Linked DNA regions of Mus musculus: region 1 is linked to region 2. A link is a loop called in an ENCODE intact Hi-C map of the cell type or tissue named here. Cell type or tissue: gastrocnemius. All regions are shown on one strand. Links, peaks and the distances in the headings refer to the core of each region. The heading gives the core; the rest is flanking DNA. Region 1 has its middle 94 kb from the start of Moxd1. Region 2 has its middle 26 kb from the start of Gm15270.

Region 1 (9,781 bases), core at 585-8,584, 300 kb after region 2:
CACCTCCAAATTCTGCGTACTGTAGTCTTCCCCACCCCTCACATCCAGTGAGCTGTCAGCCCTGGCACTGTCTCCCTTTCTTTCCTCTGCATTACTGTCAGATAAGAATGCATGAAAACAGTGGAAGACATGGGAGTTAGTGACAGCGTCTTCGACCCAGGTTAAATTCCTCCCAATGCTAAAATTTTATGAAAACCTTAAATATACAGATCTGGAGGAAAAGCTATTCCCATTTCAACCATATTAACACTTTTAAACTATAGGGGCCAATAGAGCGATTTCTTTTAATTCTATTACATGTCTTCTGTTACCAGACATTACATATATAGCTCTTCTTTTTTTTCTTTTTTTCTTAGATATTTTCTTCATTTACATTTCAAATGCCCTTTCCTAGCTCCCTCTCTGAAAATCCCCTATACCCTCTCCCTGCCCTGCTCCCCAACCCACCCACTCCCGCTTCCTGGCCCTGGCATTCCCCTGTACTGGGGCATAAAATCTTTGCAAGACCAAGGGCCTCTCCTCCCATTGATGGCCAACTAGGCCATCCTCTGCTACATATGCAACTAGAGACACAAGCTCTGGGGGGTACTGGTTAGTTCATATTGTTGTTCCTCCTATAGGGTTGCAGACCCCTTTAGCTCCTAGGGTACTTTCTCTAGCTCCTTCGCTGGGGGCCCTCTGTTCCATCCAATAGATAACTGTAAGCACCCATTTCTGTATTTGCCAGGCACTGGCATAGCCTCACAAGAGACAGCTATATCAGGGTCTTGTCAGGAAAATCTTGCTGGCATATGCAATAGTGTCTGGGTTTGTTTATGGGATCACACAGCTCTTCTTAAAGCAGAACCTCGATATCTCTAACTTTGAGAATTTTTTTTCTGATACTGTCTGTGCTCTCAATTAAGATATATTCAATAAACTAATTGATTATGTTGATATTTAGTAAATATGTGGTAAGTGAGTGTGTCACCTGCCTCTTTCACAGGAATAAAGTAAGAGTCAGATAAGAATTCTCTCTACTTAGATTAGTTATTGCCCCTAACTTCAGATCACAGGAGAAAGAATATTATAATAGGTGTGTCCCAGGAGCAAAGAGTATCCATAAAATAGTTTTCAAAAAGTATGCTTTATCACCAACACTAAAATTGCTCAAAGAAATAATTACTTTTTAAATAATATACGTAGCACATCACTCAGACTTTTTCTAAAGCACTCGTTCTGGCTATGATGACACACTTTAAGTTTCTCCAACCCCTCGAGTTAGCACTTTGGCTATGTTGACAGTATTCTCTTAACTTTACCAGAATCTCAGGCTCCTATTAATCCACAGAACCACAAAGTCTTGCTGCGGAGTCTACCACCAACACATGTTAATTGATACTGCCTTTAGCATCAACTTCAAAGCTATCCAAAATGTAAATATTATATGCTTTTCAAAAGTAAGGCACCATCCAATTACTGGGCAGATGTTGGTGAGAGAGGATTAGAGCATAGATACAGACTGACGAGTTACTTAAAAAAAAAGTGCTCTTTCTGTCACACAATTGACAAGCCCCTCATCAAAAGGATGTGCAAAATATTTTGAAATTCTAGGTCAAATATCACGCTCTATTTCCAAGAACCAATAAAGCCTATTTGCTACCACACAGAGAAAGCACTTGTTTTTGTAGGCTCAGAGGCTCTTCAGAAAGCAAACTGGGGCCATCCATTCTGCCGCTACTCTGCTAACATGCATGCCAAATGATGGGTTGGTTGGGTATTTGAAGTTAGATACTTAGCAAATGTCACTTATTGTTGCAATGAAAGACTGAGTTTAGATTGAAGAGCTTTAAAAAATACCTTCAGGAACCTAACCTTAAAGCAACGATTGAACAAGTGTTGCCCAAAATAGATAGAAAATATGTTATTATCTTCTTAATATCCAAATGTTGAGTTCCAGAGCAGCACAGCACTGGGTTTAGACGGATCATCCATTACTCTCAGGTGCCAAATGACTTACTCACCTGAAGCTTCCGTTCATGAGGAGAATGGCAGCTAGACACTGAGAAGAAAACTAGACTTAAAAAAAGATGAAAAGAAAAGAATAACACGAGGTTGATTAAACCCCAGTCTGCAGAAGTACATTATAACTTTTACTTCATGATTATAAAACTAAATTTAGATATTCAACAATAACATCCAATACCTGAAGCCAATTGAATTGAGTTTCTGAGAACTAAGAAAAATTAATGAAATGAAATGGGTCATTTTTTAAGGGAAATAACTTCTGCACCATAAAAGACAGCCGCTTTTTAAATTATACCAATTGGATTAGGGTTTTGTTCTCTTCCCTATAAAGGTGGTTTTAGTTAAATATAGTAACCAGAATCTACAGTTTTGGCTTCCCTGCTTTGGGCATTCTTAGGTTCAATTACCAGCATTTTTAGTTTTACACAGTTGTTCCAAGAACATACCTTTTCTCAAAAGCCAGAACATCCTCTATGTTCAAAGAGACAATTTAAGCAAAAGGTCAAAAAAAGCAGACTCCCTAAAAATGTACTTAACTTGCTTCTCGGAATTCATGCACAGCTGACTTTCTTTAGTTCAGTCTATTCTAAAGAGCAAACTCCCTTGAGGAATTCATAGCTAGAACTCCACGACCTAAACTAGTATTGATATCCTAGATGACATTAGCCACAAAGATTCGGTTAATCCCTTGAGGGTCACTCTGATTTGAAGCATTGGGAGATCAGCAGTGAAATCCTAATTGTATAGTGTCTCTAGTAGGAGTGGTGGATACAGGATGTAATGGAAGGATGTGTAGTAGTCGTATTTATGCTACGTTATGGGGACACGTTGAAATAGTAACAAGTGAACACCTAGAATATAAGGAGGCCAGGAGTCATGAGTGATTCACGGGAACTTTTAATGGTTAAACATCATTAAAACCAAGGTTGATTCTGGTCACTCCCATAGCTATTTGTATAATCAGTAGTAGAACAATGTGTCTTCTGATGGATAAGGAAACTTACTACATTTTCAAAGGTCTGATCCATGCAAGATACTCAGAGACAGCTCTTTGTTGGGTGGTGCAAATTCATAGGGTCTATGGACATGAATAGACCCTACTCATAGGATAAGTGTGTGGAGTTTAAGACAGCATAAGGGCATGGGTCAGAAAGTGGAGGCACGGGGTAAGGTAAGAGAAGGGTAAAGAAAGGAGAGGGGGTTGCATAGTGTAGCCAAAATTATTAGGGTGACCCAAAGACCTTAAAATAAAGAATGGGAAATATTAAATAGGTGTGCAGCCACTCATTGTGATACCTTACAATATTTTACCTAAACTTTGGTAAAATCTGAAATGAACATTGCACTTGTGAAGTCTTGCTTAACTATTTTCAAACATTAGCACAAATCTTGGTGATTTCATCTGACCATCTGTCTCCCTGAGAATCTATCAGCGGAATGGAAACTTTCTCACAATCTGTTTCTGTAGTGCATCCCACAAACGGTCTAGAATTTACCGCCTGAATTACAACATTGATTCAGATCTCTGCCTCATTGAACTGGAGATGGCTTCTGGGTAAAGACACTTGCTATTAAAGTCTGACAGCCTGAATTTCAGCCCTAGAATTACACAGTGATGAGAGAGAACTGGCTCCTAGGAATTGTCCTCTGACCTCTGCATGCACACACATGAATACGTAAAATGAAATAAATAAGATAAATTCTCTAATCTATAATCCTATGTGCTTTTTAGTAAAGGGACTTTCCAATTCAGTTTTATAGCCTCCACATCTTAGTGCTCACCTAACACCCAATCAACATTCAACACATGTTGGTTGACGTGAGCCAGTCATGGGAGTTTTATTATAAAAACTATAATAAATAAGGGTTTCAGTAACAAAGTAAAGGTTGCTATTCAGATAGGCAGGCTGATCTGAAGGTGAATTCTATAACTTTAGTATCTAAAGTATACTTTAATGCTTTCTAGGTCATTGCCCGGGATACAACGGCCCTTCCAACAGCATTTGCACAGTTGATTGCTTGCTAGTCATTTTTTTCTGAGAGTCAAGCACACCTGCACCAACCTGACATTGAGAGTAAGAATCTAGGAAGAGTTTGAGAAGGGAATTAGACATAGGGGAAATGGGAAAGGGGGAAAATGGGAGGAAGTCAATATTAAAATTTGAGACTGTGGTAAAGAAAATATTATTAAAATGTCTCGGAGTATTTTGATAGGGTTGGAAGTATCTAGGTCAAATAAGGTCCCAGACGTGTGTTTCCATGTTGACACTGTTGGAGCCAGATGAGACTCTGATTCTCCCGGGTCTCCTCCTTATTCCTTAGGTGCCACATACGCATCCGACTCACGTCAAAACAGAAAGCTGGACTCCTCCTATAAGAATGTGCTGGCAGGCAGTCTGGGTGACCTTTAAGAATCAGTCATTCCAAATGGGCACTGGAGCGGAGGGAGTAAGCCTGGACCGCCTCACATCCACAGACGCTGGCAAGGAGGCGCACCTCCAGTTACAAGCAGCACAATTTTGTGTGTGTCTGTGTGTGTGTTTTCAAACTGCCTGCCCAGACCTTCCAGTATTTTCCATAGACCTGCTGCAGAAAATAATGCCAGCCCCAAGTTGAACAGGATGTGAAAACTCTCCCTCCCTCTTCTGAGACAGTCTCCCTCCCATGCTACAGCTCCGGATGGATGCTGGCCGCCTTTACTCAGCCCTGTGTGATTTGCGTAAATTGTTGTAGCAGCCAGATCTCGAGAGCAAATACTGGGCTATCTTCTTCCCGTGTCAGTGAGTTCGTCCTTTGTCCCACGGCAGCTGGCACTGCGCCACAGTCGGAACTGGTCCTACACCAGGCTTATTGGCTCACTATGGGTAAACACAGCTGACCAGCGGCCTCCAGTCTTTCTGTCCTTACTCAGCCTTTTTAAAAAACCTTTCCAAGATTAGGGTCCAACTGCCTACGCTTAGTCTTTCATTAGAGACCATGTGGAGTAGGGTGGGGGCCACCAATACAGAACTTGGGTGGACTTTTAAAGCTAAATAGGAATTATGATTGTAGGATATTATACCACTTTGGTATTTCTGAAAGCTCCTATGAGTGAAATGTCAAGGTTTTCCTTTTGAATATTAATGGAAGTAGCTCTTATTCAAGTGAAAACACATATGTGCCCACTCACACATATGTACACCTACACATGTGCACACTCACATGCTTTCCTACACAGACCTGGATTTCTAAGGGCATGGGTGACTATTACTTTCTTTGTGGCACAGTGTGTGTGTGTGTGTGTGTGTGTGTGTGTGTGTGTGTGGTGTTGTATGTATGTTGTATGTATGTGTTATATGTGTGTGTATGTGTGTGTTGTGTATTGTGTTATGTGGGAGAGGTGTGTGTGTATGTATGTTGTGTGGTGTGTGTATGTGTGTTGTGTGTGTGGTATGTGTACATGTAGTTGTGTGTTGTATGTGCATGTTATGTATGTGTATTGTGTGTTATGTGTTCATGTTGTATGTGTTACATGTGGTATGTATATGTGGTATGTGTGTGATTAAGAATGTTAATTTCTCTGCATTCCCACCCTTGTATACAGTGCACTGGGATTACACTCACTCCTATGACCTTCTGTCCTCCCCTTCTCATGTTCGTCTGGTTCTTTCTCTTCCCGTTTTGCTTTAAGCCCTTCCCCATTTCTTTGTTCGGACCCATACAGATAGTGGCTCCTCACGAGCTCATGATCATTATGTCCATGCTATATCCAGAGCACAGCACCCGACTGCTCTCCTCCCCACGTTGTTTCCTGTTGTCCTTCCATGGTGCTCCTTGAAGCACAGAGGAGCTGGAAGAAATGTTGAATCTGGGGCCAAAATTAGTTTACAACTTTTAAGGTTAAAAAAAAAAAAAGCAAGCAAGCAAACAAACAAACAAAAAACCCTGGTGTTTGGCTTCCAAAAGCATAGTTTCTGAGAACAGTAGATATAATAAGCATTTTTTCCTAAATGTGACATTTCACTCCTGGTGGAAGAGCCTAGTTAGGAAGGAAGTGATGTCACCATCCAATCAGAGTTCTGATCATTCCAGACACTTGGTTATCAGCTATTGATGTTCACATTGCATTCAGTGGTGAGAGCTGACTTTATATGAAGGTCTAGTGATGAAAAGATATTTTCCATTTTGACTACATCAGTAGACAAACTACTCATTTATAATTAAGTACAGGATGTGCTTATGCAAATGAATAGAATTTATATTTTCCTAAAAACCCGTTTATTGGCAATACCTTCCCATTATATCATATGGGAATAAAATTTCGGGAATCTTAACACTCGTTCTGTCTTATCATTTGTGTCCTTTGCCAAATCCTTGGGAGCCTTTACCAAAGCTGGCACTGTATGTTGCCGATGTGCACCTCCACGTGGGTGTCATGCCCATGGCATCCCTCTACTGTTTACTTCCTGTTCTCATGGCAACACTGGTTAAAGGCTGGTGGCAATTTCCATGCTTCAGCCAGAGAGCTGTACTGCCTAGAACTTTGCTCTGCCATACACATGACCGAAGCATTGCCCTTCAAAGCTTCCAGCAAAAGGCTCAGACAGAACACAGCCGTAGTCTCAGCCACATGCTTTTTTTTTTTTTTTTTTCCTTTTCTTTTCTTAGTTTTTCAAGACAGGGTTACTCTGTGTAGCCCTTGCTGTCCTGGAACTCACTTTGTGGACCAGGTTGGCTTCGAACTCAGAAATTCGCCTGTCTCTGCCTCCCAAGTGCTGGGATTAAAGGTGTGCGCCACCACCACCTGGCTTTCAGCCACATACTCTTTAAGCCTTCATTCCCATCTGAAGCTTAATCGGCATCACCTTTACTGCCCACAATTCTACCAGCAACCTGGCATTCTGAGACTCCACAAGAATGGCCCAACCAGAAACAGCATTCTGAACTTTTTCTAACCTGCTCTGTGCAATTTTTCTAATTCACTTTCATGGCTTTATTTGAAAGCCATCTCCTCACTACCAGGGATATAGCTATAGTCAATGACCTCACTTATAGGCATCAATCTCTTGTATTAATCAGTATCCCATCCAAAATCAAGATAATAATATTAGAGAGGAATAACCTTAATAAGGAATAGATAATTGTAATAATAATCTTATAGTTATAGTAATAATCTTGATAATATTAATAAGAAAAAGAGGTTAACTCAGCTCATGATTTTAGAGATCCTGGTGCATGACTGGTTGTGTTGTGTTTTCCTTCACGTGGCGGCTCCTCGGGGTTCAAGAGAGAAAGGTACAGTGGCCAAGCGTGGGTTTGCCTAAGGTGCTCCACAAAGGCCGTGGGGGATTTGAAGCACAGGGTTGGCATGGTAGCGACTCGCCAGTGGGAACCTAGCGAACTGTGTGGAGAGATTGTGGAGTTCAGAGTCAGAATCTCCACAAGATAAAAATAGGTTGCACACCAGTGCATGGTTGGCCAGAATGCTGGGCTAGAGGCAAAAGTGGGGGAACGTGCGGTTCCATCATTTTTTAATATTCCCCGCAACAGGTTACACCATTGCTTTTTGGGTTTAGGGCAAGGCAGTATACTGTGGGAGTGTGAATAGTCCGAAATTGCATACCCTATAGCCAGAAAAGACAAAAAAAAGAGGTCGGGTCTACTTACTCCAAAGGAATTCCTCCTTTCCTCCTCTATGGCAATAGCTCTCACAGGGACCCCGCATCATCTAGGCCAGGCCATCACTGCCTTCCAACGGTGCCACATTGAGAATCAAGTCTTGAACAATGGTCTTTTAGGAACTTTCCTGATCCAAACTATAGTCATATAACCAGCTATTGGGTCTTTTCCCCCTACAGTTTCTAAATAAGAAAAATAATCGTTTTTCTTATTATTTAATCATATTAAACTATTAACACACTAGAAATGCCTTGGTACCGGAACAGCTCATGCTATGGCGGTAAAGTGCAGCTATTCTGAATCACTTCCTATTCCCATTCTTGACAGACAGGCCGACCAGAAAACGAAGTGCAGCCTGTCATCTACAGAGCCACATTCCAGATCCTCGTCTCAGTTTTTACTGACTCCCTGGATCCTTCAGAGCAAGACTCTACCTCCTCAAGAGCAGGACACTGGACCAGAGCATTACAGAGCAGTGTGTGGGGTGGGCACGGCCTAAAGAAGGGGGCGTGGCAGCTTATCATTGCTTGGGAGGTAGTTTTTTTGGTTTTTCGAGACAGGGTTTCTCTGTGTAGCCTTGGCTGTTCTGGAACTCACTTTGTAGACCAGGCCAGCCTTGAACTCAGAAATCCGCCTGCCTCTGCCTCCCGAGTGCTGGGATTAAAGGCGTGCGCCACCACGCCCGGTTTTTGCGCGGTAGTCTTACATCTTCAACCTGATCCTTTGCTTTTAACCTGTGAAAGACCGAACTACTTCTCAAGGAAGAATTAATTATGCTGTACACGCCATTTGGCACCGGGCTAATAACACAATGCTTATTATTGCAATGACTTTTGTGATAGCTAATCGAGAAAATACCCTATAACTGGATTTTATGGAGGTACTTCCTCAGCTGAGGCTCCTTTCTCTGTGATGGATGGTTCTAGCTTGTGTCAACACACAGAGAGTCAGCCAGTACCAAATAACCAAAGAGTAAGTTGAGGAGGATAGCGGTTACACTTCCACAGTGCTGCTCATCACCAAAGGGCAGGAACATGGAGGCAGGAGCCAAATCAGAGGTCATGGAGGGATGCTGCTTACTGGCTTTCTCGGCCTGCTTTCGTATAGAACCCAGGACTGCTTTCCCAGGGGCGACAACACTCACAGTGGGTTGAGTCATCCCCCATAAATTGCTAACTAAGAAAATGACTTACAAGCTTGCCTGCAGCCCAAATTTACCGAGGCATTTTTTAAATCGAAGTGTCCTCCTCTCAGATGACTTTAGCTTGTGTCAAGTGTCACAAAACTAGTCACTACAGGTTTGCACAAAATTTCTTTCAAGAAGTGTATAAAATGACGTTTATCTTTTGTCTTATGACAGAATAACGGGAAGTTTAAAATTTCAGTTAAACCATGCATGGGGGTATATGCCTATAATCATGTCACTGAGGGCTTGGACACAGAGGATCAAGGCCAGTCTTGGCTACTTTGCTAGTTTGATGAGATAGATAGAAATATAGATATATAGACAGATAATAGATAGGTACAGATAGTCAGATAGATGATAGATTATAGATGGTACGTAGATATTAGAGAGATAGCTGAGAGATAAATATATAGATATATAGAGATGATAGGTAGATAGATAGCTAGTAGACAGACAGACAGGAGCTTAAGGCAGCTGGTCATACTACATTCTAATTTGTCGTGAAACTTCTCAAATCCTTTCTTGTGTTTTAAAGATGTACAGTACATTATCTGAAATCTCCCTATTTTTGCAATAGCGCACCAGAAACTCTTGCTTCTTCCTCTCTTCTTCCTACAACCCTTTAATCAGGTCTTCCCTTTCTAAAGTTGGGATTGATTCCACAAATTTATCTTTCTGTCTGAAAAGTAACATATGAACCACAAGAGGGCGCTGTGCTCATCGTTTACTCAAAAACAAACCTAAATTCTCACTAGCTTAGAGCCATTCTGGATTGTTCCAGAAAGTTTCAAGTGTTTGAAAAAAAAAAAAAACAACAAAAAACGAAACAGAGCAAAACAAACAGAAAACAAACTTCTTATGCCTGTATCTTGTACTGAGATGTTTTTGAAACTGGAGAATTCGTTTTGAGCTAGCTCAGGAGTTCTAACA
Region 2 (9,781 bases), core at 836-8,835:
CAACCTTGGTAAACTCATATTGGCTCGTCTTAGGATGATTTTTAAGTTCCCCTGATGTTCTCTCATAGACGCCCATGCCATTTGCAAGAGAGAGAATGTCCCTTCTCATTTTCGGCTCTCTGTGGCCTCATTTCTTGGCTTGACTGCACTGATCGTAACACATGATGCTATGCAGCAGTGATTGTGTGCCTCCCAGAAAGGACACATGACATCTTATCGGACACCGCGGACTTCGTAGGTGGGAAGGATGGCAGTATTCGTGGATAGTAAGAGCAAGGTTAACATTTTAATGTACACCTCATCAGAGCATACAAGAAACACGACTGAGTCTTCCACTCCTAACACTGAGGAGCACTGGAGCACACAGATCTCAGTGGCTGGACTGACAATACAGTTCTATGGTAGAGCCTTCTCCTTGATACACGGGCCTAGGATCACCCCCCCCCACACACACACACACAAACACACACATACACACACAAATACACACATACAAACACACACACAAACACACACATACAAACACACACACAAATACATACATACAAACACACACACAAACACACACAAACGCACACAAATACACACATACAAACACACACACAAACACACACATACAAACACACACACAAACACACACATACAAACACACACACAAACACACACATACACACACAAATACACACATACACACACACAAACACACACATACAAACACACACAAACACACACATACACACACATACAAACACACACACAAACACCCCCCACACACAAACACATACACACAAACACACACATACAAACACACACACAAACACACACACACAAACACACACACACAAACACATACACATACAAACACACACACAAACACACCCCCCCCACACAAACACATACACACACAAACACACACATACACACATAAATACACACATTCAAACACACACACATACACACACATACAAACACACACAAGCACACACACACTCCCCAAATGCATTTCATATCACCTAGAAAAATAATACTAAGAAAAATTTGTACTCTGGGAAACATTTTAATAAAACTACATTGTTTGTAATTACATTTTACATTGTAATTATATGAAAATCAGTGATAATATTAATAATTGCTTTTGCGATGATTGCTGTGTGTTCTTTGGGGTTTGATTTTGTTTTTCCCTCCATACTCTAAAGTTCTCATCCTGAGGAAGATAAATGGTAGTAAATTCTAGGTGGCCCTTACAGTTATATTTGATGCAGAAGTGAAAAACCTGTAATCATTTTGCCAAAAATTCCTCTCTCGCGTGATTGCTAAAATACAGTGGATATTATGGGACCTTTGTAATATTTGTAGTATTTGTGAAGTACCAGCCTTCAATATGGTTGGCTTAGGCAATCTTAGGGCCATTTGAAGCTTGTATGTTCGTGAACCAGACACACAGGCGCCACATAAGTTGCTTGGGAAACAAGAATTGCTTATCCAAAGACCTAGAGCCTCATTTCTGAGCATCTACTGAGGGACTCTCAGCGAGGACGACTCACACAGGGAGGCCGGCTTTCTTTGTATCTCGAGCGTCAATGACGTCTGGGCTTGTCGATGGACTCAACACGCACGTGAAAGTGTTTAGTAGGACCGTCAGTGGATTCGGCAACCACCAGGAATATTTGCTAATACGTCAGACTTTGTGTTCGTAGTGACACAGAAGAGGACAAAGGCCTGGAAGCCATAGATGCTTAGGATTCTGTTGTTCTTGCAGATACTTTGTCCTTCTGCGCTACGACTTTCGCCCAGCAGGTGGCGGTATGTGACTGTGAGAACTGCAGCAACAGGCACAGAAGTGAAGAACTTCCGGGAAAAGGGAGGGGGGGGGGCGGTTTAAGAGTCGGGTTTCCTGAAGCTAGCTCCAGGATCATGCTGAATATTCTGCGCATCTGATTAGAGATTTGGATTTGGATATCAAGCTACCTGCTCGTTTATTACTTGAGCATAAACAGATTTATACTAGAGATGAATCTGAGCTTGCTGTCTGGAGTCACTTCCTAATGCCACCTCTCTCAGCACAGTCACATTTGGGCACGTTGAATACAATCTCTGTTTTGGATTATCATCTTATTGGAAGAACGAGTCTACAGTTGTTGCTATTTACCTCTGCTTAGGTGTTTAGATTCCTCACACTCCTTAATTTCACCTCAGATTAACGCATTCAACCCAAAGCGTGTTGCATTAGTCAGTCTATCCAGGTAAACGGGGACAACTGATAAAAAGCATCCGGTGGGTGCTGCAAGCTTTGATCGCCTTCAGGTAGCCAGTCGGAAACTGGCTACTGTGGAAACCCTGCCACTAGATAACATTTTACTGCTGCAGACGATATTTCCCCCTTCTTTAACAGTCTATGAAATGCTCTGCTGAGCCACGCTCCCTTAGCAATGTCCCTTCCCTGGGGGAAGCTTTCTACAAATGTACAAGCCTCCCATTAACTCGTTCCACAAAGTCCAGTCCAAACCTTTAGTGACACTGAATATAATCTCACAATCACTTCTTCTTCCCTTCCCTCTGGCTCTCCCAATCTTTTTCTTATGTCACAAGGTCAAATACTCTCAGTTCATGTGTGTCTTTCTTATAGGCTGAGTGACTATACACAGAGCTATGTGTTCTTGGAGGGCCTTGAGCCCCATGGCTGGCAACAGTGCAGCGACCTTAGTGGCCATGGTAGGTCTTGGCACCTATGAAATGCTCACTAAATGTCTGTGGCTTTGGTTCACTGCTGCAGGATAATTTCACAGTTGTGATATATTCTACCATTTGATTCCAGCCAACTTATTGCTCTTAATTTTCATTTTCAATCATCTTGTTGGTGCATGTCTCCTCTGTCCCCACCCCTCTGCAGTCGTCCATTTTCTTCAAAATCTGGCTGCAGTGCCATTTTCTCTATGGAACTACTGTCTCTGTAGCCTTTGAGCACTGCCGTCTGAGCAATCTGATCTTGCCACACAGTATGAGCCTTTAACTTTGTCCGTCTGCATCTTGAGTTCCAATAAAAGGGGGAAACTAAAGTAATGCACGGTGGTGGGAAAGACCGCAGAGAGGAATGCTGCCCTTCACGAGGGATAGTCTGAGTCTTTCGAAAGTTCCTTCCTTGTTCGACCAGACAGGACCATGATTGATGGATAAAGATTCAGATGTGGGACATGCTGAAGCAGGGCAGGCAAGTCTGTGGAGACCCAGTTCCGTCTATTTGAAGTGGTTGTCTCTTTGCCAGCACTCCCAAGAGAATAGTGGGCTGTTTGATCTCTGGTCCCCATCAAAGGTGCCCTTGACAGACTGCAGCCCAGGTCTGTAAGCTTCCTCATAAACCCATGTTTGGAAAGATATCTCTTGGGTGGGGGGGTTGCGGAGAGGGGGTTATTTTGGTTTGAAACTGGAAGAAAGGAGGCTTGAAACTTAGTTGGAAGTGAGAAATATCAAGGTGGGGCAGGCAATGAATCTGGAGGGGACAATATCCTGTGAGTAAAAACAGTGGGTCTTGAGGCGGTTTCTGAGATGCTTGGCTGTTAACTCTCTCATCAGCCGCCCTCCTTGTCCTACTGGCTTGGCCCTGCAAGGCTGGGGTGCGGTCATTGATGCGTCTCTCCAGCTCCCGTTCCTAACTGGAACTGTTCGTTCTGCTAACGATCCCAAAACAACTTTTGTTTTGGGAAAGATGACCAAGCAGTCGCTTGTTAAGAATCCACTGAACCCCTCTTTCAGACCAGGAACAGTGGAAGATTCACAGCAGAGTAGGGTAGATAGAGACACAAATATACACACCATGTCTTGCTGTTGTTGCTGTGGTTATATACATACTGTGTCTTCCTGTTGTTATTTTGGGCTATGTGGATAATTTTCATTTGCCGGGGAAGTCAGACAGATTTAAGGCAAATGGGCATATTCTTTTCTAGCAGGAAAGGGACACTGTAGAGCCTTGGCAAGCTTCACCACTGAACCATTATGAGCCCCTGAGTCTCCATATGCTTCAGAAAACTCCCAACAGAACGCTCAGGGGAGCCATAACAAATTGCTTGGCATTTCTGTAGAAGACTGACAATATTCCTCACCTACTCTCATCTCTAATTGATGTCCTGTTTTTCCTTTTGTTAATCTTGCCAGGTACAGTATTGCTGTCTGTCCTTCTTAGATGGTGTGATCGAGAATTACTTAATATGTGTTTTGGAAAAGATCTATTATTTTTATTTTACAAGTATGAATGTCCCGCTTAGATGCATGTTCATGTAGTACCCAAAGAGCCCAGAAGAGGGCGGTGGAATCCACGGAACTGGAGGGCCAGATGGTTGTGCGCCACCATGTGGATACAGGGAAAATCTCACTGGGTTCCTCGGAATAAACAGCATAATGCTTTTAACTGCTAAGCCATTTCTTCAATGTTTTGTAGTCTCAAGTTGTGAACGTATCTTGGGCCTTGTCCACAGAAATTCTCTGCAGCCTGGCTTGCAAATACACTTTTCCAAAAATCTTTCCACATTGCTTTAAGCCAAGTGGCCTGGAGATTATAGAGTTTTTAAGTCCTAAAATCGTTTTATATTAATCCTTCGGCTTGTATTTCTCAGACTACATAGGTAGGACTATGTCAAACCTCAAACTGCTTTTGTGGGAAGAACCATGATTACAGCCCCCCTCCCCCATCCAGACTAAATAATTTTTCTTCTTGGACTCGTGGAGTAGATATTGTAGCTCATTCTTTCCATGAAGATGTGGTAACGTTGGAGTCCTGGTTTACGGGAAGACTGGCCGTGGTACGGAGGACGGAGTTTCAACTTTACCTCTTACACTTACAATTTCCTATGCTCTGCTCACAAGAGTGCTACGACCCAGGACCCTGGTTGCTGACAGCAGAAGTCTCCCTTCCAGGGATGCCTGTGGTCCACACAGCTGAAGGTGTTCATTTTTTCATGATTTCAAGGTGCTGCAGAAATTCCCATTATTACTGAAGGCTCAGCAATAGATTTTTAAAGAATATTTATTCTTGTGGCAGAAGCAAATAATCTATTTTAGGCATGGCCCATATCACAAGTTTTTACTGTTCAAGTATGGTCACTTGCCTTGATTTAGTTACTTTAGTCAGTTTGTATATGCTAAGCTATTTCGGCACCTCCTTTGGGTGGCCTTGCCCTCGCCTGCAAATCATTCGAGAACGTGGTCAAATTGTTCCTTACAGAGGGGGTCAACCCCTTTTTCCCAAGAGCCAGCGGAAAGAACCTGAAAGTCCTTCAGGGCTGCTATGCCAGTTTCTGCCACTTGGTGGCACTGTCGAACACGGGTCCTCCTGGCTTCGGGGTACAGAATTTGGTATTTCTCTTTCCTCCTTGGAGGTAGCCTCATTTGGACAGCAAGGTTACACTTCTTAGTTCAATCAGATTTCTGGCCATTGTATTCCGTGTCTACATCACCTTTTGGCTCCAGCCAACCAAGAGTTTAGAGTTCAAATATTTTGGTGAATATGAACCTTCCTCCATCAATAATATCTAATTAAAAACAGTAATGGATACAATGCCTCACCATTTTGCAATGGTTCCATACACAGGCAGCAATGGAGCCCAGCAGGAAAACGACTTATCCCGAAGAATTCTACAAGTTGATAAAAGATAATTGACTGGTGGCAGTACCACCGTGACTTTGGACCCCAGGTCGTGGCACACAGTTAGATGTATCTCTGGATACAGTACCCATGGATGTTACATTTTTTTTTCCAGGTCTACAGAATTTTCTGAGATTTGAGAGAGCTAGTTAATTCTTTAAGAAATGAAAATAGTAAGTAGAATCAAATTAGATTTCTTTTTACATGGAGGACAAAACAGTATGTCAATTATTCAATTAGTTTGAGTCCTGAGAATTATGTCTAGAGTGCGTGTGAGACTTTCCAAGTAGGTATGCTCTCATTGCTGAGTTCTTCATACAACTTCTCTGAAGACAGCTCTGCCGAGGCAAGTTTAAAATGATAACACAGATGTTCCAGAAACATCTTCAGATGACGGAGTGTTGTTTTATTTCTGATTCTTTTCCTCCTCCTCTCTGAGCAGTGGCGCTGATGGTGATGTTTGTCTTTACACAGCTTTTACCATGCAAAGCATATTGGTGCCCTTGACTCTACTCTACAGTTCTGGAAATGTGTGAAATGAGTTAACCCTCCTGCCAGTCCATGCAGGCGCACATTTAATATTATCCCTGAGCTATGAGGAGTCCAGATTTGCTATGTTGGAGCTGAACTTCAAAAGCTAACATTTATGGGGAAGTTTCCTATAAGAAAGTCTATTTTGGGAATTTATTAATCCCTGCTCTCTAAGTGCAGTGAGTCCCATCAGTGTGTTTGGCCTCCGTTGCTTGGAAGCAATCTATGGCCAGTTTAAGACTTGTCAATTATACAGTCACCTCCAAAAAATAGTATTTATTGGTTGACCCTAAGCCCATGTAACAGACTAACTCACAGATAGCATTGACATTCAACCATCCACTAATACCTCATCTAGAAGGAGCACATTCCGTTCAGAACAGAGAGCTCCTAGGCGCCTCTTCATCTGGTCTCTACGCGAGAGCCTTCGTGCATGCCCAAGTCAGGATCTGAGCATAAGAGCTAATGAAAATGACCCAAAACATATGATTTGCTAGGGAATCGGGTTTGTCTAGCAAATAAGGGCTCCCATTTTTCAGTACGTATGAGGACATGGCTAGATAGCTTCCGATGCAGCAAGGTGTTCTAGAGGTGGTGAGAAGTGAAAAGTGGTTATCAAATACTTTACACATCACAAAAAAATAGTTTGTGCTAAACATGGATGTGATTACACACACCGACTTGAAATAGAGCGCCACTGCCCAACGGAAGTGTGAGGTGTGCAATTCAAAACTTTCAGGAGTGTCATTTAAAAAGAGAGAAATAGGTAAAATTAATAACAACGATTTATGATATATTAATTTATATAGAAACTTACATAAATTTATTTGTTTATGATGTATGTATATTAATTTATATAGAAACTTACATAAATTTATTTGTTTATGATGTATGTATATTAATTTATATAGAAACTTACATAAATTTATTTGTTTTTCATATAGATTATCACTAATAATATATTTTAATATGTTAATGCTATATACCACATGCTAGTGATAGGTTTTATTTAACACAATATTATTATTTTGGCATATAAACAGCATGCACTTCTTGATATTTTTATATGTTTCAAAATAATTAATACTGGAAATTTGGTTAGATGTGTGAGGGAGGAAGCCTTGGGGCCACTCAGTGAATAGAGATTTGAGCTAAGATCTGAGCCGAGAGCCAGAGCCCTCTGGAGAATCAGAGAGAGTGAGCTGTGATGGCAACAGCTGGCTCCCACTCTTCCCAGGGGTCCCCCTCCACACCCATCTCATAACTCAGACCCCCGAGTCCCCTCCCCCCTCAGTTAACACTTGGGTTTTGTCTTAGTTCAGGTTTCTATTGCTGTAACAAAACACCATGACTAAGAAGCAAGTTGGGGAGGAAAGGGTTTATTCGGCTTATACTTCCACATTGTAGTCTGTTACTGAAGGAAGAATTCATTTTTCAACTTTCTCATTTTCTTATATTATTTGACCCCCCCCCCACAGGTTTACATAGGGGTGTGTGTGTGCGCATGTGCGCGTGTGTGTGTGTTTGGGGGGGGGTGCATGCCCACATACAGACCCCTGTGTGGGCCTCTGAAGAGTTCATAGGCTCTAGCACCTGTGTACTCCCCAGAAGACATTGAAGCTCAAAGGATGTTTGATCCAGGAACTATTCTAAGTGAGGCAAATGTATGCCAGACATGCACCTTGCAAAGAAACAGAAATTACATGTCTAGCACCATCCAAAGGTCGTCAGCTCCTGCTTCCACGTTCCTGCCCTGAATGGATGCCTGTCCTGACTTCCTCCAATGATGTACTGAGATCTGGAAGTGTAAGCCAAATAAATTCTTCCCTCCCCAACTTAATTTTTGGTCATGGTGTTTCATCACAGCAGTAGTAACCCTAACGAGGACAATATCCTTACAAACAAACAAACAAACAAACAAACAAACAAACAAAAAAACCCAAACCCAGCCAAAGGCAGAATTTGATGCGGGAAGTTGGTCTGTTTTAATGTTTTAAATGATGTAGAGGGGAACCTCCGTTATAAGAATATGCAAGGCTGCCTTAGGTCCCAATCCTGAAGACATTCCCACCCATCTTAAAATTGGCTCTTCCTTCCGGTGGGTAGGGGATTCTACCTGGTAGACAGGGAAGTACTCTGGAGAGAGTCAGTGGGCTATTGCTGGGCACGGTAATTTGGCTGGCAGTGAGAATGTTGTCCCATCAACCCTTTCCTTTATTTGAATATGCAAATATTACTGGAATGGTTACAGGAGATGGCAAATCTGTCTGGTCCCCAGGAGACTGATGATGTTTTAAAGATACAGATACTCATGCAGTGGGAGAATGAGCCTGAAGAGAGCGATGGGATCGAATTCAGAATGAAGGATTTAATTCAGAAATTAAAATGTGCAAGAAGCTTCGGAACGCCGTACCTGCTGTGGTTTAAGTGGCAAATAAGTTCGAATTCCTGCATCCCTAGCTGGTGGTGCTGCTTCGAAAAGTTACAAAGCATCTGCGAGGTTACAAAACGTTCAGCTTTGCCGAAGGAAATACCTCACGGGGGCGGGCTTTGAGGTTTCATATCCTGGACTTCATTTCCTGTTCTCGCTCCACTTCCTGACTACTACTGTAATGTGTCAACCAGTTATGCTCCCGCCACCGTGCCTTCCCTCCTGGAGTTATCACCTAAGGAACTGTAAACCGAAACCCTTTACGATGCTTTTGTCTGTATTATTTAGTCACAGTAAGAGAAGCGAAACTAAGACAACCGTATAAATATTTCATCAGCTGGTGGAAAGATATACTGAAGGTGGTTTCACTAATTGGTAGATTAAATTACTGTTCCCAAGTCTTCATTCCCTGCCTGACGAGAGCATCAAGCATCACCCACACATTGTCATGGGACTTGCAGAGATCTGTTTCTGCAAACTACACTCTATACCTGCTTGGCCATGTGACTTGCTTCGGCCAATGGGAACCCAACGATGCCCCGCCCAAGTATTAGCGAGATTGACAATGGTGTTCTTGCTCTCACATCGGTGTCTAGAAGAATGTTGTGTTTACACTGGTATCCGGAGTGAGAAGTAACCCAGAACACAACGCTAGTAACAGAAACCCAGCTAATAGGCAAATGTGTGGAAGTAAATGTTTCTCGAGTCACTGAAATGTCGGGAAAGCCATAGTAAGGCTGAGTAATATTGGTTTCCATGAGGAAAACTCACCTTGCTGAGAACATTCTCATGATTTTTATTGATGTAATTTGAAAAAGTTTCATATCACGTGGCAGTAGAGACAACCAGCATGATCATTTTTCCCAGAATGATGTTCCGTGAACTATATGCTATAAAGCTGTGCTTGAGTAGAAGTTGACTTTTCATAAAAGGGTAGTTCCTGTGTGTCACCGTGCCATGAGTCCCACGTCAGGATGCTGGGAGTGAGATCATGACCGTATTTGAGAGGCCAACAAAACTACTTAGTGGTCCCTAAAGACACCTCCTGGAATTTACTGATGTGGGCATTTTTACATTTTCAATTACAAGTGTGACATTTTCCTTTGTGCCAGTTTTGCCAGAGCCAGGGATCCTCTACAAGGCTCTATCCGCACTTGATAGAAAAAGCACGGCTAAGTGACTCA

What was found. Hi-C counts contacts between places; a loop is a spot of excess contacts. Peaks named below come from ENCODE experiments on the same cell type or tissue, not always from the same donor. Only the 100,000 strongest peaks of a DNase experiment are listed, where the experiment ranks them.
Region 1: it touches region 2 in a loop (4-fold over the local background); 17 of 42 quality-filtered maps call a loop at or near these places.

Annotation. Positions count from the first base shown.
Region 1 is chr10:24,312,326-24,322,106 of GRCm38, reverse strand. No RefSeq gene overlaps it. Among named protein-coding and RNA genes, the nearest start is that of Moxd1, 94 kb to the right of the region's middle. In gastrocnemius, for the core only: no CTCF peak of the experiment used is centred there; DNase peaks (open chromatin) are centred at 4,477 and 4,815; H3K4me3 peaks cover 527 bases; H3K27ac peaks cover 1,283 bases.
Region 2 is chr10:24,617,286-24,627,066 of GRCm38, reverse strand. No RefSeq gene overlaps it. Among named protein-coding and RNA genes, the nearest start is that of Gm15270, 26 kb to the right of the region's middle. In gastrocnemius, for the core only: CTCF peaks have their summits at 1,789 (motif pointing right), 4,322 (motif pointing right) and 5,290 (motif pointing right); DNase peaks (open chromatin) are centred at 1,789, 4,301 and 5,296; H3K4me3 peaks cover 266 bases.